Linked DNA regions of Homo sapiens: region 2 is linked to region 1. A link is a loop called in an ENCODE intact Hi-C map of the cell type or tissue named here. Cell type or tissue: PC-9. All regions are shown on one strand. Links, peaks and the distances in the headings refer to the core of each region. The heading gives the core; the rest is flanking DNA. Region 1 overlaps CAVIN4 (caveolae associated protein 4). Region 2 overlaps MSANTD3-TMEFF1 (MSANTD3-TMEFF1 readthrough).

The links. Hi-C counts contacts between places; a loop is a spot of excess contacts. Peaks named below come from ENCODE experiments on the same cell type or tissue, not always from the same donor. Only the 100,000 strongest peaks of a DNase experiment are listed, where the experiment ranks them.
Region 2: a loop joins it to region 1, with 4 times the contacts of the local background. A loop is called at or near these places in 47 of 110 quality-filtered maps.

Annotation. Positions count from the first base shown.
Region 1 is chr9:100,586,263-100,600,599 of GRCh38, forward strand. It overlaps CAVIN4 (caveolae associated protein 4), which reads left to right. Exons shown (of 2, transcript NM_001018116.2): 2 at 1-2,127. The coding sequence ends at 189. Among named protein-coding and RNA genes, the nearest start is that of CAVIN4, 15 kb to the left of the region's middle. RefSeq lists an enhancer at 12,485-12,779. In PC-9, for the core only: no CTCF peak of the experiment used is centred there; a DNase peak (open chromatin) is centred at 1,329.
Region 2 is chr9:100,506,068-100,522,677 of GRCh38, forward strand. MSANTD3-TMEFF1 (MSANTD3-TMEFF1 readthrough) reads left to right here. Exons shown (of 10, transcript NM_001198812.1): 3 at 2,938-3,067; 4 at 7,240-7,266; 5 at 10,608-10,704. TMEFF1 (transmembrane protein with EGF like and two follistatin like domains 1) reads left to right here. Exons shown (of 10, transcript NM_003692.5): 3 at 2,938-3,067; 4 at 7,240-7,266; 5 at 10,608-10,704. Among named protein-coding and RNA genes, the nearest start is that of TMEFF1, 41 kb to the left of the region's middle. RefSeq lists enhancers at 8,315-8,815, 8,816-9,316. In PC-9, for the core only: no CTCF peak of the experiment used is centred there; DNase peaks (open chromatin) are centred at 9,924 and 10,214; H3K4me3 peaks cover 1,319 bases; H3K27ac peaks cover 2,101 bases.

The sequences.
Region 1 (14,337 bases), core at 1-2,500:
CTGGGCCCCATCAGTGAGCTCTACTCTGATGAGCTCAGTGAACCAGAACACGAGGCAGCCAGGCCGGTGTATCCTCCCCATGAAGGAAGGGAAATCCCCACCCCCGAGCCTTTAAAAGTTACTTTTAAATCTCAGGTGAAAGTAGAGGATGATGAATCTCTTTTGTTAGATTTAAAGCACTCATCGTAAAGAGGAATTAAGTATATCCTAAATATGAATCTCCTAATCATGCAGTTTTAGTTTGAATAGTGTAGTCGTCTACATTTCTGTGCCATGTAGGAAAACATAAATGTATTTTTTTTCTTATATTTAAAATCTTGAAGATAATATAAATATTATTATCACTCTTTCTCATGGCAGCTGTGGATTTTTTAGTTCCTTTCTCTTGTCCACCAGAAAAATAGTTTCCTAGGTTGGGCCAGTTACGTGTTTGGTAAGGGCAACTTTGCGGCCGTCATTTGCAGGAGAACTCTAAATATTGGTTAGGATTAATATTGTGGCCAGCCTCAAAGGGGAATAACTCATGTGTGGGTTATATCGTCCAGATGTTCAGATCAACAGATTTGTTAGTAAATTAGCAGTCACACCCCTTTTTTGATGCTTTCACATTAAAAAATTGAAGTTTTGGACTTGAGCATTTGGCTCTAGTATCATAGCTTTACTTATAAGAAAACCCTGGGCAAGTCATCTGCTTATTCTCATCAGTAAAAATGGAGAGGGTTGGCCTCTGCTGCCTGCCTCAGAGGACTGTTGTGATGATCAAAGGAAATGGTACACATTCTGGGGGAACAAGAAGCACACCCAGAGAAAACAAGCCTCATCAGTTCCTCCAAAACAGAATGGAAAGAGTTACACCTTCTGAAAAAGCCCTCAGCACCAATCAATAAGGTCCTAGGTTGGAGAGAAACTAAAGCTGGTCTTCAGAAGCCTTTTCACAGAATCAAGAGTGAAAAATAAGTAAATGTTTGGGTGACCACTTTTTCATCAGACTAACTATATCTTGGGTTTTAGTTGGGTCTCAAAATGTTCCCCAGCCAGACCCTTTCTAATTTCCTTTTGATTAAGATCTTTGGTGGACTATAGCACTAAATTTGTTTAAGCAGTATGAGGCATAAAATTGTGACTATGTTTCTAAAGTCGGCCCTGATGCATTGGGTTTGGAAATGACCACAAATATTCCTGTTTTCCTGAGTGTACCCTTCAGGGTCCAGCTGTCCAAAACAGTGTTGATAGGAGTTCATCATAGCTGCTTTGGGAGGAAGCCAGATTCTCCTTATCTTTTAGCTTTAGATCGTGGAATCCAGGAAGTAGAACAATGTCTATTGTTGCTAAAGAAAGAAAGAAATGGGCCGGGTGTGGTGGCTCACGGGGAGTAATCCCAGCACTTTGCGAGGCCGAGGTGGGTGAATCACCTGAGGTCAGAAGTTCACGACCAGCCTGACCAACATGGCGAAACCCTGACTCTACTGAAAATACAAAAATTAGCTGGGCATGGTGGCATGCGCCTGTCCCAGCTACTCAGGAGGCTGAGACAGGAGAATTGCCTGAACCCAGGAGGCGGAGGTTGCAGTGAGCCGAGATTGTGCCACTGCACTCAAGCCTGGGCAAAAGAGCCAGACTCTGTTTCAAAAAAAAAGAAAAAAAGAAAAGAAAGAAATGGTAGTACTGATTCTGTACTTGAAGGATGTTTAATGTAGCATGGTGTTGTAATAGAGAAGAAATGATGAAATTGTTGAATTTGAAGAGTTGGGACAACGATCAGCTATCCCACTTTTTTTCTCACTTTCAGATCAGTTTTTGGATAATCATATGGTAGTTAAAATAATAAGTGTACACATATACACACAGGCATACATAAATCGGCTTTAAAATATTTGACTCAGTTACTCAGATGTTTGGGTTTGGGAGTCTGATTCAGCATCATTTCCTCTTCACCTTGCATGAATACATGAAATCATAATATCGTTCATGTTGTTACCTTTTTATATTGAAAACTAAAGTGTATACAACATTGGATAACACTTTCAAATGAATAATTTTAAAATGTTTTTATGACATTTTGGAAAGATCTTGGGTGCCTAATCACATATTTTCTTAAGAACCATAATAAATTTGAATTTAAGAAAATGTTATTACAACATTTGATGTTTGTGTCCTATAAATATTTTTACTAATAATGCAAACAGTGAATGTAAAGAAGTTACAAGCTTTTTCTTTTTTCTAGCCCTATGCAGAATAAATATCAGTTGACCTGAAATATTTTTCTGCAAACATTACTGTCATGGAATTTTTGTAAAGTCAGTTTGCTTACTGATTCATATATAACCAGACTTGACATTTTATGGAACATTTCACATATAGCTGTATTTGAATTTTGATGAGGAAGGAGTTATAACCTGGTCAGCTCTTCATCATGGTAGACTTTGTGCAACCCCAAAACACTAAACAGTTTCATGTCCCTGGAGGTTTATTGTAACCTTGTACTGCTTTCTTGGTACTAGGATTTTCCCTCCATGTTGCTCTGTTTCTCTACATTTCTTCCCATATTTGGGACATTCCAAATGCTACATTCATAATTTATTATTCCTTTAACTTAATTTTCTTGGTATAAAAATAATGGGCTGCAAAGTCACACGTCCCGTTTGACATCAGGAATATTCTAGTCAGTGTTTGTATTTTTAAAGTTTCAGATAACAGGGACAAATTATTTTACCTATTCATGTGTATTTTAGAAATTATACATACCAGATTTTAAACAGTGTATTCAAATAAAACCATTGGCAAGATTCCTTGCTCTGAGATAGAACAGTGTAGCATCTATAGACACCAGGGGGCATGGAGCCACTCAGGCTCTTCTGCAGAGTAGACAGGATAGAGTAGGGGGGTGCAAGTCTGTCTCCGGCACGCGATGATCCAGGTCTTTCCTCTGAGTGGGTGATAGCCTGATTGTAGCTTACAGGTTAGAGAAGCAGGGCAAACAACAAAGTACATGAAAATTCAAGGCCGGGTGTGGTAGTGCATGCCTGTAATCCCAGCACTATGGGAGGCCAAGTCGGGCGGATCACTTAAGTTCAAAACCAGCCTGGCCAACATGGTGAAACCCTGTCTCTACTAAAAATACAAAAATTAGCTGGGCGTGGTGGTGTGCATCTGTAATCCCAGCTACTTGGGAGGCTGAGGCAGGAGAATCACTTGAACCCGAGAGGTGGAGGTCGCAGCGAGCCGAGGTCACGCCACTGCACTCCAGCCTGGGCAACAGAGCAAGACTCCTTCTCAAAAAAGAAAAGTACATTCAGCTTGCTGAAAGTGTACTTGTGGTGTGTGCGTGTGTGTGTGTGTGTGTGTGTGTGTGTGTGTGAATTCCCCGAAGCCTCCATAAATTAAAACTACAAATCGAGATAAAAATACAAAACATTTTGATTTCATTCTTTGCCTTCTATGCACATTAAAGGGTTTGGTTTAGACCAAGACCTGCAGTTCATTGTGATTCTATCAGCCAAAAAGCATGAGTCATGTTATGTAAAATATTCCACAGAACCATTGTTAACTGTGCAGTTCCATTACATGAAATCATTGGGCTCATTTTTCTTCTGAGACATGTTTACTATAGCTTATTGAACCCTGCTAAGAAAATTATAGATCATGATTCCCAAATCGGCGGAATGACCATTATGGTCTCATCCTCAATTCTGTTTGAATTTGGGGCATGGTAGTCCCTGGTCTGTAGTGAATAAAAAATGAAAAAGCTTCATGCTAAATTTTGTGTGTTGTTCTTGTGGCCACCTCTGAATTATGTTGTCTCAGGATTTGTAGTTGTCCTTCCCAGGTCAGAATCCGTCATTGTATTTCATAAGCAGTGGCTAGGAGATCTAGGATAACCACTTCACTGTGCATCTCTTAGGACATCCAAGGATCCCTAAGAGGGTAGACTGGAGTGGCAGAATATCCTCACAGTTCGAATTTACTTTGGGCATCTTCCTAAAATCAACCACTTTTGTCAAAATGCCCTCCCCAAATGCTCTGCCACTTGATGCCTTTGCCCATGCTGTATGTCTTGGAGCACCACTTTTCCCTTTCATTCTGAGAGATGCCCTTCAAGTTCACTGAGAATGTCAATTCCCTAATTTTAGCTTTCCCTGGTCCCTTCATCCCTAGGAAGGGCAGGACTAATTACTCCATATATATATATGTATGTATATTATATACACACACACACACAGATTCTGTGTGAGGCACTGAGGATTCAAAGATGAATGGAAGTTTCTTCTTCCCCACCCTTTCCTATCTCATATCTCAGGCTCACAGTTCTGGGAGACAAGCAAAAATTCAGCAGTGTGACTAATGCTATGTATCAGATGATGGAACTGCAGAGATGGAAGCTGTTTATAGAGTATTTTGATTATGCATCTGCCCTAGCACTTGCTCTGTATTGCAGTTTATTTGTGTAACCGTCTTCTAGACTAGACTGTGCTTCTTAAGGTCAGGGACTGCATTTTACTCATCTCTGGGTCACCAGCACTTGGAGAGCTTCCCATATGCTAGCCGTCTGTATTATGAATCCAGAGATGAAAGATGTGGTCCCTATGCTTAAGGAACTTTTCTCTTGGTGGAGGAGATAGACACATCATGTTCAGATTTCAGAAAGGATGATAGGGGAACATAGAGGAAAAATATCTCACAATCTGGGGAAATGCTGTCGGGGAAAATTAGAGAAAGTGTTGCTTAACTTGGCATTTGAAGGCCATTTGAGTCAAGAATAGAATTCAAGGCAAGATGCAGCTAGAGAGATTGTATGAGGGTGTTCTGAGATTTATGTCAAAGGCCATAGAGAGCCATTGAGAGATTTTAAAGGATGTCCTATTAACAGACCAGAGGCAGATGGACCAGTTGGTAGGGGCCTTGAATTTTTCCAGGTAAGAGGAGTACCTGACGTAAAGCAGTAACTGAGCTATGGAGGGGTCAGCTTGACTGCGGGTTGTGATGAGAACAAATGACTGCCAGGTTTCTGAGTTGGGTAAGTCGCAAGTGGTGCCAGTCACTGGGACAGGAAATATAAGACTGTTCTAAGACAGCGCTCTCCTGATGCTTCTGTCTCTCCTCTGACAGCCTTCGTTACTCATCCCTCAGTGTGGCTGAGGAACAAAGGGGAACTATGCCCATACTCCAGAAGCTCCCCCACTAGAGGTCTGCCCATTCCAGCCATTGTGGCTTCTACCTATGCGTGAAGAAGCCTCCTTTGAAGGGACCCTTTTCTGGCTGTAGCAGGTGCCTTGCCATCTCCACCAAGATGCGAAAGTCCTTGGGAAGCAGAACTGCCTTGCAGATCTAAGGCCATTGTGAAAGCTGCTTTCCCATCTGTGTCTTTGCTCAAGGCCAGATTTCTGTTTGTTTCTGTTTGTGTGGTCCAAAGAAAGGCTACTTCTGATTCTTAGAATACATTATCATTTTCTAATCTCATTTTTTGTTGCGCACCTGAGGATTCCAGACAAAGCTGTGCTTTATTCCATCTGACATCACAATAACAGTTGCTGTGACCAGCTGCATAGGTCAGGGCGAATTGCCCAGGTTCATGTAGCTTCTCCAGTCAGCTGCCATGGTGGCAGCAAGAGCCTTGATCTCATTGCGGGTACTTGTTTTCAAATTTAATCCCTCCATGTCTGTCATATTAGATATGAGTCATGGCATCAAAAATGTATCAGGGGTTCAAGGTGGGTTTGATGCAACCCATTCTTCCCCTCCAAGTTTCTGGCTTATGGAGAGTTCATACAAGGATTGTCAGGAAAATGGAGAACACCTTTATTACAACCTGAGCATGTGTTCAATAAATCCCCCCAAAGTAGGGCATTTAGTAAATTCAGCTGGCGAATGTGGCTTAGGCCCTCCCTGGGACCTGCATGCTCTGATGTGGTGGCAGGTAAGCAAGGTTTACAGAGCAGGAGCAGAGTCCATTTTCTCAGCTAGCAGTGAAGCCTGCAGGCTGGCTTACATCCTCAGCCAGGGAGAGCAGTGGGGATGGAGTGCCTTCTCTCTGTGGTCACCTCCAACTCAAGTGAGCAGGTAGCAAGGAGAGGGGAGGTTGAGAGGCCAGGGCCTCTGGGTCAGAACATGGGGTCCAGTTTGAAGCCACAGCCTCGTTTACACTTCTCAGGCCTACTATGCAGAGTTAAACAGAGCCCACCGAACCTAGCTTCTCCATGTTGAGCATCCCTAATCCAAAAATCCGAAAACTGAAATGCTCCTAAATCCAAAACTTCTTGAGTGCAGACAAGACACTTTAAGGAAATGCTCAACCTGTATAATGCCAGATTTTAAAATCCAAAAAAATACCTGAAACACTTCTCCCAAATACTTGTTCCCAAGCATTCAGTTACAGGATACTCAGCCTGTAGTGCTTCTGAGGCCTGTTGTGGACACACTGAATTGAGGTATGTGTATCTTCAGCGGGGACTAAGTGAGGACCAAGTGGAAGGTAGGCAAGTTGGATATTACAGATCCCAGCCCAGAGATGAAGGCTGGATAACACATTTGTTGAAGTATAGGTAAGTGCAATTGTGAGTTTTCATGCAGTTTGAAAGGAGTGGATAAAGATCTTTTATTTGTCAAACTTCTAAAATATTCTTCTGAACAATTGTTCTTGGGCTCTTATTTCAAAAATTATATTCTGCCGATCAGTCTGTGACTGTCATTACCTTTGAAAGGGCAAACAGTCTCTATCCTCATTCTGGTTTCTAGCCCCTGACAGAATCACTTTAAGAGGAACATTACATATTGTTCTAAGCTGAAATTTAGAACTACAATGAGCACCCCAGTCTGAAGAGTTTGGCTCAGTTTGTTACTGTGAATCCATTGAGGTGTTACTCCTGGCTGAAGTTTGCTTAGTATTATAAGGCAGCCAAGGTCTCCTAATAATGTCATGGGCCAATATTCATAACTTACCAGGGTCTAACTAGGCTTTTTATCTGAACAGGCTTTAAATTCTTAACAAACTCTGGTTATGTAAATATGTTGTTTTAGGGTAAAATAAAATCATTGAAATGAGTGTATCACTTTAATTGTATTAGCACCTTTCAAGTGGCCACATTTGTTTGGACAGTTTCCATAAGGAGAAGAAATAAATTAACAGAATTATGCATGGGATGTGTTCCTTTCTAGTTGAAAGCAATAGAGAAGATTTCAGAGGGAAACATTCATATGCTGTCAGCTGCCAAGAAATAGGACTATGTTTTCTTTAACAGGAGAGAAAATATCTCAATAAATCATAAGTTGTAGATTTATTAGGAAAATGCACCAACATATTCTCTGCTTGAAACTCATACATCTTACATAAAAGGAAATCATCAGCATTTCAGACACACCTTTATTGGAGGGTAAAATCACTTAAGATTTGCTAGTTGCCTATTTTTTTTTAAATCATCTTTTCCAGCGATAATCTGCTAAAGCATCCTTCCACCCTCTTTGTTCTCCAGAATGCCAGCCCCTCTCAAGGTAGAGGAGCTGGAGAAGCCTGCACTGGGCCGGGTCCAAGGAAGCCTGTGATTTACTCCTGTGGCTTGATGAGACCAAGTCATGTGCATATGGTGGATTATTTTTCCTGACTTTGTCTCAAAATTTTGTGTAGAAAGGATGACGATTATTAGATTTTTCCAGGGGCTTGAGGTATAGGAATGGGGAAAATGTATATGGAAATCATGAAACTGAATTATGAGTTTTGGCAAAAAAAAAAAAAAATTCTCAACTGTGAATTAAAGGTCAAAGGCAAGGACACTGTAAATTGTGCACGAGGAGGAATCTGGAGAAGGGTAACCTGTGGCCTTTGTTGTCATTGAGGACAAAGCAATATAAAATGCAAAAGAAAATGGGTTTAAATGCAGGAGAAGGGAATCGGGTTAATCACAAAGAAAGGCTTCTACTCCAGAAACATTTCCATCTGGAAGTTCTAAGAATTGAATGAACAATCTTGTATTTGGAGGCAGAGTAGTAAATGAAGTGCCTAGAGAGAAATGCTGCATGCATCGTGTTTCTGTTGTTTCACAGTTTTTCATAGTGGGCAGCCATATTGTTGTATTCACCTCTCTCCCCTTATTTTTATTATTTATTTATTTATTTGTTTATTTTTTATTTTTCTGAGAGTCTCACTCTGTCGCCCAGGCTGGAGTGCAGTGGCGCAATCTTGGCTTACTGCAAGCTCCGCCTCCCGGGGTCATGCCATTCTCCTGCCTCAGCCTCCCGAGTAGCTGGGACTACAGGTGCCCGCCACCATGCCCAGCTAATTTTTTGTATTTTTAGTAGAGACAGGGTTTCACCGTGTTAGCCAGGATGGTCTCGATCTCCTGACCTCGTAATCCGCCCTCCTTGGCCTTCCAAAGTGCTGGGATTACAGGCATGAGCTACCGTGCCCGGCTTTTTTTTTTTTTTTTTTTTTTTTTTTAAGGCGGGGCTTGCTCTGTTGCCCAGGCTGGATTGCAATGGTGCAATCATAGCTCACTATAGCTTCCATCTCCTAAGCTCAAGTGATCCTCCCACCTCAGCCTCCCAAGTAGCTGGGACCGCTGGGACCACAGGCACATGCCCACCATGCCTGGCTATTTTTTTTTTCTTTATTTTTAATAGAGATGAGGTCCACTATGTTGCCCAGGCTGGTCTCACATTCCTGAGCTCAAGCAATCCTCCCTCCTTGGCCTCCCAAAGTGCTGAGATTACAGTCATGAACCACCACACCTGGCCCAAATATCTCTCTCTTTGTAAAGCCTTTTAAAATTGTGTGTGCATTCTCTCTGAGATTCTGTAAGTGCAAAGGACTTACTGTGTTTCTCATTAATAAGATAATAGGTATTTAATAAGTATCTACTGAATGAAAACAAATGAATGCCTCTTTGAACTATGGCCTCTTCTCTGAATATCTTTGAATTAGGATCATTTATTTGATGAGTATTTTTTTGAGCACCTCATGTAAGCCTGGCACTCTTCTGGGAGTAAAGTAGTGAACAGAGCCCTTGCTTTCAGAGATTCCAGAGAAAGACTAGTAACTAGCAAATATAGTTATGTTAGGTGGTGATAAGTGCTGTGAAGAAGAAGTCAGGTAAGGGGGCAGGGCATTATGAGTGGGGGTGGTGCAGGCTGCCACTATTTTAGAAAGGGTGTCTGGGAAGGCCTCTGGTAAGGTGACCAGAATGTTTGAATCTGATAGTCAATCATTCAGGTGTTTCTAGGAAGAGTTTCAGTTGTGTTCAGGAGACAGTGTGGTTGAAATGGGTGAGGTGGGAAATGTGGGAGCAGTGGGGTGTCACAGGCTGTTCTAAGGACTTTGGGTTTTACTCTGAATAAGAAGGGGACCCATGGGAACGTGTTAATAAGAACGACATGATCCAATTTATTGTATTTATACTCATTGAAAAAATCCAGCCATTGTGTTCATACAAAAAGCTAACTACAGTTCCTGCCTTAGTTTACACTGCAAAGGAAATCACCCAAACTCCCAAGAGTTTTCCATTCCATGTCCGCTCCCCAAGCCTCACTGCAGCTCAAGGCTGACATCTAGTGGATATTTTCATAATTGTTTATGCACAGGCAGTTTGGAACCTATCCACTGTTGATTAAGAATAGAGGGGGAGGTTTAACATAGAAAATGACAAACTGGATGATTAGTAGAATACTATAGTGGATTTGCCTCTGTTTTTCTTTGGCTCTTATTCAGGTAAATTTACATTTATCTAGCATATATTAGCATGTATTAATTAGAACTGGGTTCAGCTGCCAGAGATTAGAGCATCAAAATCATGGGTTGGTAAGGAGGAGAAAAAGTATCAGGTGGGATGAGCCAGGAGAAAGTGTCCTGGTTCTAGTGGTGGCCCTCAAAAGGTAGCTGTGGTTTGTTGTATGGTGTTAAGGGTGTGTGTATTCCAAACCTGTGCTTGCATCAGGTTGGCATTGATTTACAAAGGGAGTCTACTGCGAAGGGCATGGTGGAATGAAGTTGAAGGCAGCATGGAGATACTGAAAGTTGTGAAGTTGAGTGTTTCCAAAAGCTTAGGTGGGGTATTTCAATGTACAATCAAGAGCTTTAGCTTTATAACTGGAAAATTGGCTTGTGTCTGCCATTTACTGACTGTGAGAACTTGGGCAAATTATATTATCTGAACCCAGTTTCTAAATAGTACCCACCTAAAGGTGTTATATTAAGCCAGATATTTTATGGAAAGCACTTAGCAAACTTAGCATTTAGTAAGCAGTCAAAAATAGGTGTTATTGTTTAGAGGGACTACAAGTAGCCTCTAGAGATAGAGAAGGAGGCTATTGTAATAGTGGTATCTGCATTGCATTTTTTTTTTTGCCCCTAGCATTTAACATTAACAGAATTTAACTTGAAACCATTTTGTAGATGTATATGATCCATTTTATCGACTTTGATTGTGGGCAGTTGCATATTCTGCTTAACTAAGACATAGCATTTTTACTACACAGAGATCACAATCATCCAGTGGCTTTCATAACTTTTAGGAAAAAAAGGCTCAAATATGAGCTCTGCAAGATCTGGCTCCTGCGTGCCTAACTTCATCCTCATCTCTTATTCTTCCTCCTCAGTTTCTGCATTCCAGAGACTGGCCTCTCAGGTCCTCCAATGCCTTATCCCACCTGTCTTAGGACCTTTGCATAGGCAATTCCATTTGCCTGTCCACACTCTTCCCACTCCCCTCCCAACCAACTAAGAATACACCTAGTTAACTTCTATTCATCTTTCAGATTCCATTGAAAATGATACTTCTTCAGGAAAGCTTTCCCTGCCTCTACGTCACTCCCTGACAGGGAAAGCCTCCCCTGTTACACAATAAGAACACTTATTGTAGTTTAAAAATATATATTTAGGTGGTTATTCACTCAGCTAGATTGTAAACCTCTTGAGCACTGGCACCGTGTCTGCTCAGCCCATTGCTCTGTCCCTGCCATGGTGCCTCAGATAGAGTAGTCTGAAAAGGGAGGGATTTTATTTGAAAGTTAAAATGTAGAAATAGATAAAACACTTGGTGACCGAGTATGAGGGATGTAGTGGGTTCTATGGTGACAATCACATTCCCTCTAAGACTTGGCACTCATCCCTCCAGATGCTGGGAGTTTTGACGGCTGATGGCTCTCGCCCAAGTCTGTCTCCAGGAATTGCCCTCAGCAGAGAAAGCCACCTCACCCAAGGTCATGCCCCCTCCTGAGAGCAGCCCACATTGAGTGACGGGTTGACTGAGGGATATGTGTGTGGCTTCTGGCTTCAGCGTGGAACAGCTCTGAAGGACCTTCCTGGGTCCAGAGCTTGCCATAGCATTGGCTGAGGCCCCGGTTTAAACCTCACTAAGTGTTCAACTCCTTGTCTCTGTCCTTCATCCTTCAGCCCTCACAGGTGCTGTTCATGAGAGCATCACTCAATAAGCCACCTACAATATCTCTGAGTCTGTTTCCTAGGGAAGCCAGCCCACAGCTGGGCATGATGGAGAGGGAGGAGTCTAAGGTGGCTCCTGGATTTCTGGCTTGAGACAGCACATGATGTTATCCAGTGAGAAGAGGGACAAAGAAGAAAGTGTACAGAAGTTGAAGCAGGTTTGCTGGAAAAGATATGTTTTGGGGGTGCTAAGTCTGAGGTGCCTGTGGGATAGCCAGGAGTTTGAAGCTCAGAGGAAAGATCTAGACTAGAGGTACAGATTTGGGAGTCATCAGCAAGGCAAAAACAATGGCATTAAGGAGATCTTCACCCCATAAAAGTGTGGAGTGTGAAAAAAAAACAACTAACCAGGAAGCATGTGTGTGGGAGCCAACAGAAATGGGCAGGGGAAGGAAGACACACTTCTGGCAAATATAGTGATCAGAGAGTTTGGAAAACCGGGAGTGTGAGCATTGTGGATGACAGAGGGATTTGCAGCAGTTTCAGATAGATGTGTCAGGAGCTGCAGAGAGAGCAGCATGGAAAAGTGTTCATTGGGGTGCATGACAAGGTCGCTGAGGACCTTGCTGAGAGCAGTTTGAGTGGAGTGGGTAGAAGCAGCCAGATTCCAGTGAGTTGGGGAGATGGGGTGGGAGGAGAAGAGACAAATGTGATAACCTTTGATAACGCTCATGAGATGGGGACAGGAGAGGTAGGTAGGGACAGAGCACAGAAAACAGGAGGGTATTTGTAAATGATGGGGGAGATGAGCTGAAGGAGAAGGCCCAGCCAAGAAGGGGTAAAGCGAAGGCCGCAGGTGTGGCAACTGGTTAAAATTCTTGAGCAGGTGGAAGAAGACTGAGCAAACAAAATTAATCCTGGAGAGGAAGAACCAAATCTCAGGCGCCAGAAGTGACGGAAGCAGGTAACAACAGCCACAATTTATTATGCTCTTTATTTAAGGCAAGGAACTTTAAGTACTTTAACCCTCACAACAAATCTACTCTCGAATACCACGCACCTGGCCGGAGCTGGTGGGGCTGCGGAGGCCTGGCCTCTCTCCCTGGAGCCCCGCCCAGTCCCCAGGTAGGCGGGGGAGCGTACGCTTCCGGCAGGACAGGGTGGTTCCAGAACCCACCGCTCGCTCTCTTGAAACCGGCTCCGCGGGCAGGAGGAGGGAATTTTGCATTTCCCGCAGTAAGCGCGCCGGGGCCGGGGAGGAGCCACATGAAAAGCGCTAATGGCGTAACGCATGCGCGCCGCGGAGAGCCGGTGCAGAGCCGGCGCAGGCGCCGAGGTCTGCGGGGCGGGTGTTCTCTTCCCGTCTCCGTCAGCATCCAGGTTCAGCGCCCGGCTTGAGTCCGGTTTGTTTTGTAGGAATTCCTGTTAATTCCTGTCGCAGTCTAGCCGTCTACCAATAGGAAATTTGTTAAAATATAGTGATGTACATATGATGGGCTATTTTCGCAGCTCCACTCACGCAAACCAGAAATGTAAATTATTCCCTTGTCTTGGTCTCCTTATAGTTGAAAAATTATTCTCTCCTGGCACTGTTTTATTTATGGCTGGCGACTGAGCTGTTTAAGCTTTGCAGTTTCTGTCTCGTTGGTTGAATTAGACTTACGAACAAATTGTCCATATGATGACAAGAGGGCAATGATGACTGAGTTTTTCCTGGGCCAAGCGGGTCAGTGGTAGGGAGTTGGCTACTTGGAAAAAAATTCTCCTTAAGACACTTCCTCTCGAAGGTGAGAGCTCAGCAGAAGGGGATTGGGGCCTCACTGTCAGATGCGTAAGTTGAGGGGGTTGTCGTCAGGAGTCCGCTGGAGGGGAGGCATTGCTTGAGGAAACTTTGAAAGGGCTCCACAAGAAAAAAAAAATCAGCCTTCAGAATTTGCCACACCTGAAAGGCACCATTGTGCCTCCAGATTTCTTGGATGGGAATCAAACAGCAGTGCACTGCATCCCTTGGACTGCAAGCTCCCTGAGTGGTCCCTCAGAGGCCCTCTTTGGTAAGCTTGAGGTTAGAAGCAGGCCCCTCACACCACCTCCTTTGGTTGCGGGTTCAGCAGATCTCTCCAAAGGATCCTCACTTGACCTCTCTTCCCATCTCTATTCTTTGACCTCATATCTTCTTTATGGACAGATAATGAATTCAAGGTTTTAGCCAAGTCCTGCTTTGCAAATCCACCAGGATGGTCTGTTTCACTACTGATTCTGAGATATGGATTCACACTTCCAAATGAGAAGAATTTTAGTTTGGTACTGCAGCATTATGCAAACCAACCTACAAGCAGGCAACACTTTCATGGAACAAAAGAGCTTACTCAACTCTTAGAAACCACGACTACCCCTACATTCAGATTTGTCGAAATCCTGGTTCCACCAACCAGCAGAACTCAATTCTAAGCGATTCTTTCTCAGCACACTTCCTATGTGTGCCATTATATTGAGAGAGCTGAATTCAGAGGAGTATCAGGAGAGGGAAACTGTTCTTTTCCCACTGACCATCTCAGGCATATTCTTACAACTTCTTTCGTCACTCTCAGATAATAAAAATTTTTCTAGTTACTTTTAGACCCAAAGTAATCTTATTTGAGTTATGAAAATTCCAGTCCAATATCAAAATCATATAACAACTTTCTCTATCCAATTGTAAACTCTCCACCTTCAGTGAAGTCTTAAAAAAAATTAAACCATGCCAAAGGGTTTATTTAAAAAGCAATCGTCAGTAGTCATTTGCCCTACTTCTGTCTCCAGCCACGGTTCCACTGCCTAGAGGAAGCCATTCTAAACGCTTATTTTTGTGTTTAGTAAATTATAGTTGTTGATAAATTTACGTTAACCCTGGCTTCTCAGTAGGAGCTCAGGTTCTGCCACTTGGCGATTTAATGTTTGGGAGACGTGAGAGATGACTCAGAGACATGCTGTGA
Region 2 (16,610 bases), core at 8,839-11,338, 71 kb before region 1:
ATTCTGCTGATACTGAATGTATAACAAAGTCGACTAGGTTATAAAATATTTTACTAGAAGTTGTTTTTACCAGTGCTTGACCTGTGGTAGCATGCCATATGTATGCTTCATAAAGTAAATCTGATCACTTTTTAAAAGTAGATAAATGATAAAAGTAAGTCTTGCTCATTGAAGAAAAATAGAGAAATATGGAAAATCTTAAATAGGGAACTGGGAAACCATGAAGACAGGTAATGTGAAAAATTTGTTGACATTTTATTCCAGGACTTATTTTACATGTATTCATTTTTTTCTAAATGGGCTATAAATATACTTTATTTTCTTGCTATATTTTATTTTATATTATCATATTATTTAAAACATTTACAGTTAGCTTTGTGGAATACATAATACGTTTAAAAATAGTACAGAATTCAGGCCAGGCGCAGTGGCTTACGCCTGTAATCCCAGCACTTTGGGAGGCCGAGGCGGGCGGATCACAGGGTCAGGAGATCGAGACCATCCTGGCTAACACAGTGAAACCCCGTCTCTACTAAAAATACAAAAAAAATTAGCCGGACGTGGTGGCGGGCGCCTGTAGTCCCAGCTACTCGGGAGGCTGAGGCAGGAGAATGGCATGAACCCAGGAGGTGGAGCTTCCAGTGAGCCGAGACCATGCCACTGCTCTCCAGCCTAGGCGACAGAGCGAGACTCCATCTCAAAAAAAAAAAAAAAAAAAAAAGTACAGAATTCCCAGAAATTATATATGTGCTTTTTGCCTAACTTTGTTAGCTTTTCTTGTCACACAATATATTTTTTAAAGGTAATTCTTTTTTACAATTACTATTTTTAAACTTCAGCTTTTATTTTAGTTTCAAGGGCTACATGTGTAGGTAGATGGGTTTATTGCTGATCCTGCCACCCAGGTAGTGAGTATAGTACCTAATAGGTAGTTTTTCAGTGCTTGCCTTTCTCCCTCTCTCCCCACTGTAGTAGTGTCCAGTGTCTGTTGTTCCCATCTTTATGTCCATGTGTATCCAATGTTTACCTAACACTAATGAGAGCATGAGGTATTTGGTTTTCTGTTCCTCAGTTAGGATATTGGCCTCCAGCTGCATCCATGTTGCTGCAGAGGACATTATTTCATTCTTTTTTATGGTTGTGTAGTATTCCTTGGTGTATATATACCACATGTTCTTTATCAAATTCACCATTGTTGGGCACCTAGATTGATTCCATGTCTTTGTTATTGTGAATAGTGCTGCGATGAACATATGGGTGCATGTGTCTTTTTGGTAGAATGATTGATTTTCCTTTGGGTACCTACCCAGTAATGAGATTGCTGGGTTGAATGGTAGTTCTGTTTTAAGTTCTTTGAGAAATCTCCAAACTGCTCTCCACAGTGGCTGAGCTAATTTACATTCCCACCTGTGTAGCATTCCCTTTTCTTTGCAGTCCCACAAGCATCTGTTATTTTGACTTTTTAATAATAGCCATTTTGACTCTTGTGAGATGGTGTTTTCTTGTGGTTTTGATTTGCATTTCTCTGGTGGTTAGTGATGTTGAGCATTTTTTCATGTTTATTGGTCACTTGTATGTCTTCTTTTGAGAAGTGTCTGTTCATGTCCTTTGCCCTATTTTTAATGGAATTATTTGCCTTTTGCTTGTTGGATTGTTTAAGTTCAAAAGGTAATTCTTAATGACTGCAATATTAATTTCTTGAACAGTTATACTTCAATTAAACATTGTCTTGTTAGATATTAAGATTTTTAGGTTATTGATATTATAAATTTCTGTTGGAAATGGCTGTAATAAATGTTTGTCTACAAGTTTCTGTCACATTGATTTCTAAATGTGTAATTCTGGATCAAAAACTGTATTCCTTTTTTTAGGATTCTTGAAACATATTCTTTAATTATGTTACCCCAAAGTAGAACCAAAACTGGTGTAGTGGGATGTCCACCTAATTGAATTTTTTAATAGCCAATTTTATAAGTTGGAAATAGCATCTCATCTTAGTGGACAACCCTGATTGCTAGTGAAGATCAATAATATTTTATGCATTAACTGGCCATTTGTAATTTTTCTGTAAACACTTCATGTCTGTCTTTGGTCCCGTTTTTATTAATTTGTATGATCTATTTTTTAAGTAATAATAACTTGTATCATATTGTTATAACATTTTCCCCAGATTTTAAAACTTTAGTCATTTATGATATTTCTAACATGTAGATGTTTTCAGGTTTTCCTACATGCAGGTCCAGTGTCATTTCTCAAACCTGTATTACCTTTTTTCTTCTTCACCTGTCTTATTTCTACTCATCTTTCAGGGCTCAGTTCATATTCCACTTTCTCTGAGGATGCTTTTCTTGAATACTTCAGCTTACAATAATAGGTATTAGGCATCACATGCTTACTGATTTGGTACATGATCTAGCTTTGCAGTATTGGTTTTTTTTCCTACTCGTATGACTCTCTGACAAGATTGTAAGGTTTCCAAGAACAGAGATCATCCTATATTTCTTTGTGTCTTCTGTACCATTTACCTTGGGACTTTGCCTACTAGATGTTTTGAATAATGATTTTTTTCTATTTTTATGATTAGGTTTGAATGAATAAATGAATTTTGATAATAATAAAATGCTATTACATAAGTAGCACTCTTTACATTGTCAATAATTTCCTCTTATTACCTTGGTGGTTTTTCATAGCAAGCAAATGAAGTAGATAGAGATTTTCATTCTCATTTTTTTGGATAGTTGGTAGTTATTTTCCTTATGAATGTGAAAAAAGGTATGAAGAAGTAGCATAATTCTTTTTAAGCCAAAAAAAAAAAAAAACCCCAGACTATTCAGTAGCGAAGTATGTCATAATGCTATGGTATTGCATTCATGAATGTGAAATAAACTATTAATATTCATGCCTAGTTCTGAGAATTTATTTTTGTTGCTTTTGCAGTGCCATACAAATTATATTCCTGTCTGTGGATCAAATGGGGACACTTATCAAAATGAATGCTTTCTCAGAAGGGCTGCTTGTAAGCACCAGAAAGAGATAACAGTAATAGCAAGAGGACCATGCTACTCTGGTATGTATGATATTCTTCTGAATAAATTTTGGAAAATATGGTGGAATCATTTCTAAAAGGGGGTTTTGAGTCAGAGGTATATTTCCACAACTGCTGTGTGGATTGGTGGTGGTTGTTGCGGGGAGTAGGGGAAATCTTTTTTGCCCTCATTTCAGGTTGTTGCTTTTCAACCCCAGGTGGTCTTGTATAGACTTATGTTACTCCTTACTACATTGTTAAGGCTTAACACTCTTTTTATAGGGACTTACTTTCTTTGCATGTCCTTTGCCTTATGATTTGAACAGTAGACAGAATGAGCTTTGAGGTGGGGAATGATAGGGGATCTGTCTTGATGATTTTTTAAAAAGAGGTGAGGAAGGTCGGGTGCGGTGGCTCACGCCTGTAATCCCAGCACTTTGGGAGGCTGAGGCGGGCAGATTACGAGGTCAGGAGATTGAGACCATCCTGGCTAACACAGTGAAACCCCGTCTCTACTAAAAAATACAAAAAATTAGCTGGGTGTGGTGGCGGGCACCTGTAGTCCCAGCTACTCGGGAGGCTGAGGCAGGAGAATGGCGTGAACCCAGGAGGTGGAGCTTGCAGTGAGCCAAGATCGCACCACTGTGCTCCAGCCTGGGCGACAGAGCAAGACTCCATCTCAGAAAAAAAAAAAAAAAAGGTGAGGAATTTCTGTAGAAAGTCATTAGCAGTATCACAGATTGTTGCTTTCCAAGTTTTTTCTCTGCCACCTGTTCATCCCATGCTGTTTGTATTTACTTCATCTTTTTTTTCCTTCCAGAATTGGTAGTGGTTGATTTGGGGAACTATTAATGTTATTTTCTTGTGTTTGTATTAATGTTTGGGGATAGAGATGCCGGTGAGGTAACTTGAATTATTATATCAAGGTTAGTGGTAAAGGTGAAGGCCATTCTTAGGGGATTTCCACTTCCTTTCTTTCCCTATATATTACAGTGTTCAGAAATTCTCCATTTTACTAAATGTGACAATTTTAGGGTCAACTACAAAGTCAAAGGGGACAGTCTCCAAGGCTGTTCTCACTTCTGACACCAGCTGAGATCAAGAGGTTCCCCAGCTAACCCTAGGCTCAGTAATTTGCTAGAAGGGCTAACAGACTCACTGACAGCTGTTATATGCGTGGTTATGAAGGGAGAGGATACATGTTAAAATCAACCAAAGAAAGAGATGCCCAGAAGATTCTGGGAAGGTTCCAAACATGGAGTTGCTGATTTTTCTTTCCCAGTGGAGGCATGGACAGAGTTAACTCCTCCTAGTTACAGTATGTGGCAGTGCACATGGAGTATTGCCAGCCAGGAAAGCTTGCCTGAGCATCAGTGTTCATAGTTTTTTCTTTATGAGACTGCATCTCACTCTGTTCCTCAGGCTGGAGTGCAGTGGCACGATCATGACTCACTGCAGCCTTGACCTCCCAGGCTCAAGGGATCCTCCCACCTCCGTCTCCTGAGTAGCTGGGACTACAGACACATGCCAACATGCCAGGTTCATTTTTTTTTTGTATTTTTTGTAGGGACAGGGTTTTGCCATGTTGCCCAGGCTAGTCTTGAACTTGTGAGCTCAAGCAATTTGCCTGCCTTGGCCTCTCAAAGTGCTGGGATTACAGGTGTGAGCCATTGTACCCTGATATTCATAGTTTTTATTGGGGCTCATTATGTAAGTATAATTTGATGAGTTGGTTGTGTGGTTAATTGAAGACTCTGGGTCCACTAATACTGTGACCTGTAACCCCTACTCTACTCTTCATGATTGGTCTTTCTAGTGTAACCAGCCCCAACCCTAAGACTTAGACGTGGCCCAACCCCCAACACTAAGTTCCAGTGTGGTCAGCACCCTCCCTTAACAAATATCCTTCTATCAGGTATGACGTAGGTTACCTTCCGGAAGCAGAGGGAAAAGACGAGACCTCTCTTGTAGGAAGGCCAAATTCTTTCTATACACACTAAAATAATCACGTGCTTGGAGAAATTATTATGTTTTTAGTCTAGTAGACTATGATTTGGTGTGGTTCTTATATACTTCTTTAAGTACATTGTGTTTCACAAAATGATCTAGAAATTAAAGAGGAATATGGAGGTTCTTTCCAGTCTCAAATTATGTTTCACTTATGAGGAGCATATGTCTAAGACAGCAAGTGTTAACACCTAATGTTAAACATTAGGCAGCAAAGTGGTAGATTGGGAGCACTGTGCTAGGGTTACAAGACCTCGCCTTAACCTAACTCCAACCCTTATTTACTGTGTGACCTTGGACAAATCACTAAGCCTCTCTGAGCCCCAATTCCTTAACTTGTTAAGTGGATATTATCTCCTGGGGTTGTTAAATAAGGATTGAATGAGCAAAGTTATAAGCTGCTATATTGATTTTATTTTCTGAGTGGGCAGTGTTTTATGTTATTTGGTCTTTTGTGGATCCTATTCCTTGAACTAGAAATACTATTCTCTTTTCCTTATTTGAAAACTCTTTTTCTTATGCTTAAGGTTGGTCTTAAGCCTTTTCTCCTCTGTGAAATCTTCCTTCTGTGACATCTCCTGGCAGAGTTTGTTTATACCTTGGGTGTATTTCTATACATATACCATATTGTATTTCATTCATCTGACATAAGTACCTCCAGCCAAATCAGTGCTTTCTCAGTGGGGAGGTACTGTCTTACCTAGGGATGTGTATCGTAATCTCAGGGTGGGACGGAATCGTGTAGGTTGGGGCAATGCGTACCATTTACAAAATATAACATACAGGGAGAATTCTACCTTGTTATCAGAGTAGCCACAGTATTTAATTTATTTAAGGATTCTAAATGACGAAGGTATGAGATTTTTATATTTATTAAAAGTAGACATGGTTTGAAAAAAAGATTGGGAGTAGTATCTTGTGTACTGGGAATATGTCTTATTTATCATTTTATTCCTCGCATTTACCATGGTGCCTGGCACATAATATGTAACCAATCATTGTATGTGGAATCGAAGTAATAAAGGGGTGTTTTCCTAAGAAGAGTTTGGTCATAAAAACAATTTTGAGTTTCCTCCCTCGCTGTCTTTTTTTCTGTTCCATCACTCTTTCATTTCCTCCTTATTTACTCAGAGAAAATGTCATTTTGTGGTTGATTAATCAAAATTGAACATAATTTAAGACTTTCCATAAAATCCCATGAAGATTTTACAATGGGTACTGCATACAATATATATTTTTCTAATTCCTCCTGTTTCTGTGGTATCTGGGAATTTGATTATTGTCCGAAGGAGCTTGAAGGGAAGGGAACAATATTGTTCTGAGTGTTGTTTTCTGCTCTAGAGGACAATTTGGAGAGCTAGCATGGGTTCTTTAGGATCCAGGGTATCCTCTCCCCTGGCAAGTGCTAGATAAAGCATCAAATTCCTCACTTGCTCTCTCTGCTTTTTAAAATGACTCTGTGCTGATGATTTTACATCATTACCCTCTTTTCAACATGTTCTGTGCTAATATGTTGGTTCCTTTAGGATTATAGAATAAATATTTTACATTAATTGTACTTGAGACTGGCTTCTTTCTGGTAACTTTGATGAAGGCTCTTTTTAATTTCACTAGCGACAAGTCAGGTAAGTCCTTCGGATTGGATTTCCTAGAGGAAGTTAATTTTATTAGTAACATGAAAACCTCAAGCCTTTGGTTCCTTGCTTCCTAAACCTTGGGGCTTTTCTTACCTTTTGGCTTTTGGTCTTTATCCGCAGATTTCCTTAAGAAGATTTTTTTTTTTGTAGTAAGACCCAAAGCTCTTTTCCTGCCTTTCTAATAAAAGCAGCTTATTCATTATTTCTCTCAAGCTTTAACAAAAACTAAAATTTTCTCTTATCTTTTAAATGAGTGGATTAAAATTAATTATTTATATTTAGCCTTTTACTTTACAGTATTTATTGTCTTTACTCTGTGCAAAGCATCTGGGTATGTCCTTAATGGGATACAAAGATGTATGAAATATAGATGATTATGTATCTAAGCAATTTATATTTTAAGAGCAGCATAAAATAAGTATGTAAGAATAAATAAGATATCAAAAATATGAGAAAAGGACTCTTTGAGAATGGATATCACAGTTTTATTTTTGATAGGAAATTTTATTATTTGATAAGATGAAATTTCCGGGAAAAATGTTCATATTCATTCTTTGTTTTTCTTCTCAGATAATGGATCTGGATCTGGAGAAGGAGGTAAGTTTCAAGTACCTCTTAAAGGATATTTGCTTTTCTTTCTTTCTTTCTTTCTTTTTCTTTTTTTTTTTTTTTTTAAATCAGCTTTGAGATATAATTCACATACCATATAATTTGCCACTTGAAGTGTACAAATTCAGTGACTTTTAGTAAATTCACAGTTATATATTCATTAGGATATTCAGAGTTATATATTCATCACCACAGTCACTCTTAGAACATTTTAATAACCTCAAAAAGAAACCATGCACTCCTTAGCCATCACTCCTAACCCAACTCTCCCTCTCAGCTCTAGGCATTCTTGTTTCTTGCATTTTTCTCTGGAAGTTTATTGTCATACTAAGGGGAAGATGTTGTAGTTTCTGTTAAATTGAGGTTGCATCATCCCCACAAGTGATTTTAGCTTGGACCAGAGTATTTGTAACTCTTTCCCATACCTTGCTTTCAAGTTTTTGCTCATCAGGAATTTTCATGGTACAGGGTTAAAAACTCCAGAGGGAGTTGTGCATAGAAAAAGGAAGACTTGCCCAACAACTCTCGTGGAATTTAGAGTTTAATTTAAACCTTTAACAATTTCCTATCTATGTTTTTGATTTTATTTTACAAATATATGAATTATTTCTGTTGTTTAAAAGATTAATATTTGGTAATAGCATATAATGGAGTTTAAATGATCAGAATTGAGATTGACTAATCTATATCATAGTCTAATGAGGCTATAATTCTTAATGAGTATGTACTGTATACCAAATAATGTTTGAGATATTATGGGGTACACCAAAGAACACCCACTTCAGTACAATTCACACTTAATGCAAATGGAAACTACAGTTATGATCCTTTCAAAACTGCCTGAAACCTCACTCCATACGTCTACATTTCATAGAATCTTAAAATTTCAGAGTTGGAAGGGACTTTGAAGGTCTCCTGGAGAATAGGAGAACTGTCCTGAGGAGAAATTCAAGGATGACAGTTTCAGCTAAAAAAAAAAAAAATGATTAAAGCTTTCAAACAATAGAATTTGAAGTAGATGGACATGTTCAAGCAGAAGCTTTATAATCAGGTGTGAAGGATCAGATAATAAATTCCAGATCTTAGAGCTGGAACAGATTTTAGGCGATCATGTAGTCTAGCCCCTGTGGTCAGGTATTCAGTTAGGAAACTGTCATTGTCATTGTTCCTATATTAAAGAAGTGAGAGTTGATCTCAAGATTTGCTTATATAATACAATATTGGGCTGGGCGCAGTGGCTCATGCCTAAAATCCCAGAACTTTGGGAAGCTGAGATGGGAGGATCACTTGAGCCCAGGAGTTTGAAACCAGCCTGGGCAACATAGTGAGACCCTGTCTCTACCCCAAAAAAAAAAAAAAAAACAAAAGGCCGGGCACAGTGGCTCATGCCTGTAATCCCAGCACTTTGGGAGGCCGAGGCGGGCGGATCACCTGAGGTCAGGAGTTTGAGACCAGCCTGGCCAATGTGGTGAAACCCCGTCTCTACTAAAAATGCAAAAATTAGCCAGGCGTGGTGGTGGGCGCCTGTAATCCCAGCTACTCAGGAGGCTGAGGTAGGAGAATTGCTTGAACCCAGGAGACAGAGGTTGCAGTGAGCTGAGATTGCGCCACTGCACTCCAGCCTGGGGGACAGAGCGAGACTCCTTCTCAAAAAATAAAAAAATAAAAAAATTTAAAAAAGCCAGGTGTGGTGGTATGTAGTCTCAGCTACTTTGGAGGCTAAAGCGGGAGGATTGCTTGAGCCCAGGAGGTTGAGGCTGCAGTGAGTGGTGATCACGCCATTGCACCCTGTCTCAAACAAAACAAAACAAAAAATGCTGGATATCTTGCCCTGAGGATGTAGGTTGACCATTTTTAAAAAATTTTTTTTTGAGAGCATGAGTTAGAAGGGCTAAGTGGTTTGCCCCAGTTAATATACAGACCTTAGTGAGCTCATGGTAACTGTAGTATTTCTGAATATTATGATGTTTTGGGGCCTCAGAATTACTTAGGATGATAATCCCTGGTATCTGTTTGGGAGTATTCATGAGAGTTTAGGGGAATATTTCTATTTAAGGACAGGCAGACACCAAAAATTAGAAGTTCGGAAGCATTACCAAACAGGCATGGCAGATTTGTGTACCTTTTTTAACACTATCTTTATTATAAGACACCCCCTGAGGCCGGGTGTGGTGGCTCATGCCTGTAATCCCAGCGTTTTGGGAGACTGAGGTGGGCGGATCACAAGGTCAGGAGTTCAAGACCAGCCTGGCCAACATAGTGAAACCCCGTCTCTACTAAAAGTACAAAAATTAGCTGGGCATGGTGGTGTGAACCTGTAATCCTGGCTACTCAGGAGGCTGAGGCAGGAGAATCACTTGAACCCAGGAGGCAGAGGTTCAAGTGATTCTCCAGGCTGAGATTCATCCAGGCTGAGATTGCGCCACTGCATTCCAGCCTGAGACTCCGTCTGAAAAACAAACAAACAAAAAAAAAAGACACTCCCTGAATAGTACTCTTTTTCAAACCAAATTCGAGGGAAATCCCTTGAATGAACTGAAATCCTTAAGTTGATTTCAGAACTGATCTCCCTGGCCAGTTTGAGATTATCAGGATATGATCCACTCTAGTTGAGACCCACAAAGTGTAAGGCCCTTTCAGTGTGGAATGTGAGCTGAGTTTGGGGCTGGAGGTATTTAGTGTTTTTATTTTTTTCTTTTGCGTTGGAGCATAAGAGACCTGCATACTTTTGTATCTGCATATTTTTGGCTGTGCTAAGTGACCAAGTAGAAAAAGAAGAAAAGTCCTTTACAAAGAGACCCTTTTCCATTTTAAAATTTGGAGATAAGTATTTTTTTTTAAACTCTGAAATTAGTTTTTATGTAGTTAGAAAGACAAGTATGAAACTGATGTGAGGAAAAGGTGAGAGTTACATTCTTTTGTGGTCAGGCGCTTATCTGCTGACCAGCTTTGCACAGGCTGATTGCAACAGGAGGGTAATCACAGGACTTAAATGTATTGCTCCTGTCTCTTTTCTTTCTCCCTTATTCAGTGTTATATGGTAATTTTTCTTAAAAAAGCAATTCATTATCAAACCTACTGTGTAGTTCTGCCTACATAGTTTAAGGGATCATTTTTCAGCACCAAAACTTGTTTTCCTCACAAAATATGTTGTACTCAGTACTGGCAACATTTTTGAACTTCAAGCATTGGTAGATTTTGGAAGTGACTGTTTTCAAGAGCTCAGGTACATTTTCCTCAGAAACAGGATAATGACTGCTGAAAACATGAAGCATATCTGGAAAGGATCCCAACTTTTGGTTGTAAATTTGATTTTTCTTTTTAAACAGAAGAGGAAGGGTCAGGGGCAGAAGTTCACAGAAAACACTCCAAGTGTGGACCCTGCAAATATAAAGCTGAGTGTGATGAAGATGCAGAAAATGTTGGGTGAGTTGGTTGAGGGGAAGGGACAAAGTTATTTAGAGATTAATCATCAGTATGATTATATTGTGGAAAGGTATCATTTACCTGGTTCTGTATCTTTTGTGTGTTTTCAAATTTTTTTTTTGTTTAATGCTAGTCTATTGACTTTTAAATTGATATAATACTATGGCTATTTAAATCAGTTTAAGTGTTATAATTTTAGAATGATAATCCATTTATAGTTTTCTGGTTTTATCTATGCTTTTCTTCCTCCCTGTAGTTTTATAGTTTTATGTATTTTATACCAAGTGCTTTTCTCACTCATGTTCAGCCTTCATTAAGGTAGGTTTTGTAGCTGACAGCACTGTCTGTCCAATTTCCCATTCATTCCCTGTAAGAAATGGTGTTCTTTTTTAGAACAGTAAGGCTGCAGACATTTATCAACAGTCATGTTTGATTTTTCCTTTCATCAGTATTCTTATTTATTTCCAATATCATTCTTCTTTCATTTTCCTGTGGTGCTGGCTTTTTGCATATTTGATTCTAAAAGCTTTAATGTTGACTTTAGGACCTGGGAGCATAAATGGATCTTCTTCACTTCCTCAGTTTTCACTTAGTATCTATTTTAAAACATTTATTTCCATAAGATATTTGTGCTTTCTTCCTTACTTGTACATATTTTTGGTGTGTATTTTCCAGTTCCGTATTTATTCAGCCCGTAACTGCATATTCGAGCCTTTCACTGAACAGTAATAATATGATCTAATTAGCATTAATGTCCAAAGTTAGTTTTGCAAATTAAGAACACTCAATTTTCAGTATTATGTACAAAATCAGCTATTTGGATGGCACTTGGTAAAATTGTATTAATTTATTTGGTGCATATTTCAAAGTGGGTGAGAACTGGCAAAAGACAAGTAAGTTCAATAATAAATGAACTCAACAAAACCTGAATTTACTGTTTCTGCATATTGGTCACATAGATTGACCCATGTCCATTCATTTCATTCAGAGTGGTTTGATTTGGAAGAACATGTTTTCCAAAGCAGATACTGGCCTATAGAACAATAGAGAAATGATGAGCAATATGGACTTACAGAGAGAACTGATAATAGATATTATGCTGTTTCTTCCTTTTATTTTGTACTAATGATATGGCATGATGAAACACCTTAATATAGGTATATGTGTCAGTATTTTTCCTTAGTACTCTTCTGTATTAGTGTTCAGAGTCAAAATAGCTGTCAGTGATTGATTGGCTTGATCAATTGGTCTGTTTTTATTCCTTTCGCGGTGCTTCTATTCATCCCTATTTTATACATTTTTCTATTATCATTTTTCATGCCTAAATTTAAAAAGATGGAGGTCTTTTGCTTAGAATTGAAACATATTCCATCTAGTCTCAGAAGTGGCTCCAGATGTGACATCTGCATAATAGGCTGGGTGCAATGGCTCATGTCTGTAATCCCAGTGCTTTGGGAGGCTTAGGTGGGAGGAATGCTTGAGGCTGGGAGTTCTAGACATCTACATGATAAAATACATATCTTTATGTAAACACCTCCTCATAGTGTAATATGTAGCCTATTCCCAATCAGAGCAACTCTGTTGTGTTTACTAAATTAATTTTTTGTGTGTCTATTTATCTGAGAGCTTGCCACCACTATTGTTGCAGATACCAGCTCTAAGCATAAGGAAGTGGACATAGACCATGGAAGGGCTTACCAATAGTAAGGAGCATGCAGGCTCTTACCAGCAGGCTAAGGAGCACATAGACAGTGACAAGCAGCCAACGTCAGGCAAGGAAATTGATGCAACAAGAGGAAAATACGAAGGAAGCAGTTGGTATCTTTATCTAGAAAAAAGTGATTAAGCTAAAGTGTTTGATCCTTCTATGGAAAGAGACAAAAGGAAATGTTGGTAATATCTAATCTTTTAGTCTGTAAAGCACTTGTTACTGATTGCAGTTGTTTTAACAGTGTAAATGTATCTCAGTGGTTATTTTTTTTTAACTTTTAAATGGGCCATGGTACCAAGAAAGTTATATAGTGGTTATGTAACTCCCTCAAAGCACCTTCCATGTGTTTTTCATGGTTGCTAACCAGGTGAATAGTGATGTATCTAAAGGTAATTTTTACCTATCCAGCTGGGCCGTTTAGGTCTGGAAAATGGAAAGCTGCAGAAATATGACATTAGCCATTAAGTCTTGATTTTTATATAAAAACCTATTATTTATTAAGATGTTACATAATTTCCTTATTAAAAGATAAACTTTTAGTTATTAAGAACAAAAGCTCAGTTTAATTCAAGTAGTTCTGTTATGACTTAATTATTATGAACTGCATTGGAATCAGAGTATTAAGGTAGGATCTTAATATTTATCTTCAGGCAGGGCGCAGTGGCTCATGCCTGTAATCTCAATCTCAGCACTTTGGCGGGCAGAGCATGAGGTCAAGAGATCAAGACCATCCTGACCAACATGATGAAAACCCGTCTCTAATAAAAATACAAAAATTAGCTGGGTGTGGTGGCATGCACCTGTAGTCCCAGCTACTCGGGAGGCTGAGGCAGGAGAATTGCTTGAACCTGGTAGGCAGAGGTTTCAGTGAGCCAAGATTGCGCCACTGTACTCCAGCCTGGCGATGGAGTGAGACTCCATCTCAAAAGACTAAATAAATAAATAAATAAATAATAAAAAATTTATCTTCTAGTCTGATCCTCTCACTTCAAAGATGAAATCATTGACGACTAAAGTCAGAGGGTTTGATGTGGGTATATTCTTCTAATTAATAGTACAGTGCTTTTCTTACCATCTGCCTCTTTCTAATTTTCCTTTAAAGAAAAAAATTCCCGGAAGGAATGTTATCTTCTTTTTCCTACTTTGAGGACTGCTGCCCAGTGACTTTTTTTTTTTTTTTTTTTTTTTTTTTTTAACAAAAACACTGCCCTCTTCATCAGCCTGGTCCCAGCTGTGATTTCTTTACTTCTGTATTAAGTCTTGGTCACTCTGAGTACTAGCTGCTTTTAAATTCTGTTAGTTCTTAGCTGGCATCTAGAAATCAAATGCCTATTTATTGAATTTCTTACCAGTGACTTTCAGTCTTTTTTGACTACACTTCATGTAAAAAATACATTTGCATTGTTATCCAGCACTCCTGTTTATATACACATGGTACTAATAAATATTAAGTCAAACAAAATTCTGTGGAATAGTACTTACCTTTATTAAATGCAATGTACTCTAATATTTTCTATCCTACTTTCTTATAAAATACTGGCAGTGAACCACTAAATTGACTTCATAATCCACTAGTGATTATGACCTACAGTTTGAAAAGTATTGCTCTATAGTAAACTATAATAGATGTGTACTGCATGTATTTTTTTAGGTGTAAGTATTCATTTAAAATTTTATTGTATGCCAGCTGTGGTGGCTTACATCTGTAATCTCAGAACCTTTAGAAGGCCAAGGCAGGAGGATTGCTTGAGCCTGGGAGATCTAGGCTGCAGTGAGCCATGATTGCGCCACTGTGCTCCAGCCTGGGTGACACAGCAAGACCCTGTCTCCAAAAACAAATGAACAAACAACCCAGAAAATCAAATGTACTTTGTCTTTTCTCAATTTGAAATGTCTTTCCTGTCAGAAAAAATGTTATCCAACCTATCTGATTTGCAAAGAGCAGCTAAAATCTTTCTCTTGCTTTTAAAAATTCTTTCTCTTGCTAATGGTTGTTAAAAAAATCTGGCATTTTGGTGAGGGGATAAGTGATACCGTGTAAGTTAATTTTCTGCTATTAAGAGAAGTGCTTTTTTTAAATTTAGCCATTTAAATAGAAATTGATTTAAATACATTACATACTTCTTTGCCTTCTTAAACAGAATATACAGAACATGTTTAACATACTCTTACAATTACATATGTAGTATATTACAGTTTTCAGAGCATTTTTTACACATAATATATTTTTAAGCTATTCTGAGCAGTTCTGTTTGGTAGTAGAGCAAGGAAGTATTATCCTGATTTTTATAGGTGAAGGTGAGTTCAGAAAGGCTGAATGGAGAACCAGAACATAGGTCTCATGACAAGGAATCAGTCTATTGTGTTGTGCATGCACATGTAGAGGCCCATGATGTGTGGTTGTTTCACTGCTGCACTTAAGGCTTCATTTAGCTTTGTGTTTTGGGTTCTATATCTGTTTTTTAAAAATGTTTTCTTCTCTCTTGTAAGGCTGTTAGCTGCTGCTTCTAGATGCTGTCAGTGTGCCTTGGCAATGAGTTTGACTGTAGATGCCCTCAATTTTTAATTTGCTTCTCTGCTTCCCTGGAATAGGAAACAAACACTCGCAGAAACTGTATCTAAAGTAAGAATAAGTTCTAAATGTAAAATAAGAGTGTATAGGTTCTTCTGAGTGAAGTGCGTGAACTTTATTCATTGTATGTGTTTTATCTGTCTTGTCTGCTCAATGGCTATTGTAATTCATTTATAATTTAAATTATTTTTGCTTCTAAGAGGCTTCCCCCTCACCCTTCCTTCCTGAAACTCACTGCATTTCTTTGATGGCATCGTGGGCTTTGCTTGGGTTTGTGACAGTTATGTTCGTTAATGCTTACCTTTCAAATTTATACCTAGAGGTGTAGGTGGTTGAGGCTCCAAGAAATATGACTCCCCACATAAGTGGGTTTCAGTATTTCACTGTGACCACTGTGAAACAGTGCATAGACTTCCTACTGGGTCTTAAAACTTGAAAACAGCCTTCCTTTACAGCAACTTGTATTTCTTAAACCACATATTCTTAGTACCACACCCCCTCACTTTCTAAACAGTATTTCTAATCTGTCCAAGGCCGAAGTTATTGTTGTAAGATAGCCATCAGCTGCTTCTCTGGATAGTGGGGACACATAATCATAGGACTCCTTCACTTCAGTACCTTTTATATACCCGACCTAAATCCCTGCCCAGGAATGGTGTGAGGAGTCTGTAGAATCATCAGGCCTAATGCCAATACAGGTGAGTTATAAAAATCCTCCAGTTATTCCTTTTGAACTTTGTCTGCAATGCACTTTATGGAAATAGCCCCTGCTCTTCTGCCTTTTTTATGTCAGTCTCCTTTTTAGAGATGCTGTTTCCATTTATCCCCCTGAGTGATATAAATATCTCAGAGTTGCTCAGAGAATCATACAGGTGCAGGGTATGGCAGACAACATGGATAACCAGTTTAATCCACCTGCTGGACATCTTAGTCATTTGTGGTACCATTTTCTGTTTTGATGCAGATTTCTGGTCAGTACTACAATATGACGAGTCTCTCCCTCAGAAGGTGCAGTGATATCTTTTCTCTTGTGTAAACAGAGTAATGCTACACATTTGTGTCCTGCAATATATCCTCCTTTCTGGAAGCTTCATGTACTTTTTAAAACAAGAACTGAAGAAGTACCTTTTCTATCCTTCTGTTTTTATTTCCTCCTAATCAGAGATGGCAGTAATTTTTGTCATTTAGCACTGCCTTATTCTGGATATTTTAAAACTATTTTTAGGTTTAGTAAGTCCCTACTGTAGCCCCTTAGATTATAATGGAAAAATAATTTTGTGTTGTTTTTTAAAACACAAACATTATTAAGCATTATTTTATCCAAAGTATAATCTGGATGTTAGTAATGACAGGTTCCTTTATCCAGAAATATCTTCTTTTTTTTTTTTTTTTTTTTTTTTTGAGACGGAGTTTTGCTCTGTCGCCCAGGCCGGAGTGGAGTGGCACAATCTTGGCTCACTGCAACTTCCGCCTCCCGGGTTCAAGCAGTTCTCTGCCTCAGCCTCCCAAGGAGCTGGGATTACAGGTACCTGCCACCACGCCTGGCTAATTTTTGTATTTTTAGTAGAGATGGGGTTTCACCATCTTGGCCAGGCTGGTCTTGAACTCCTGATCTCGTGATCC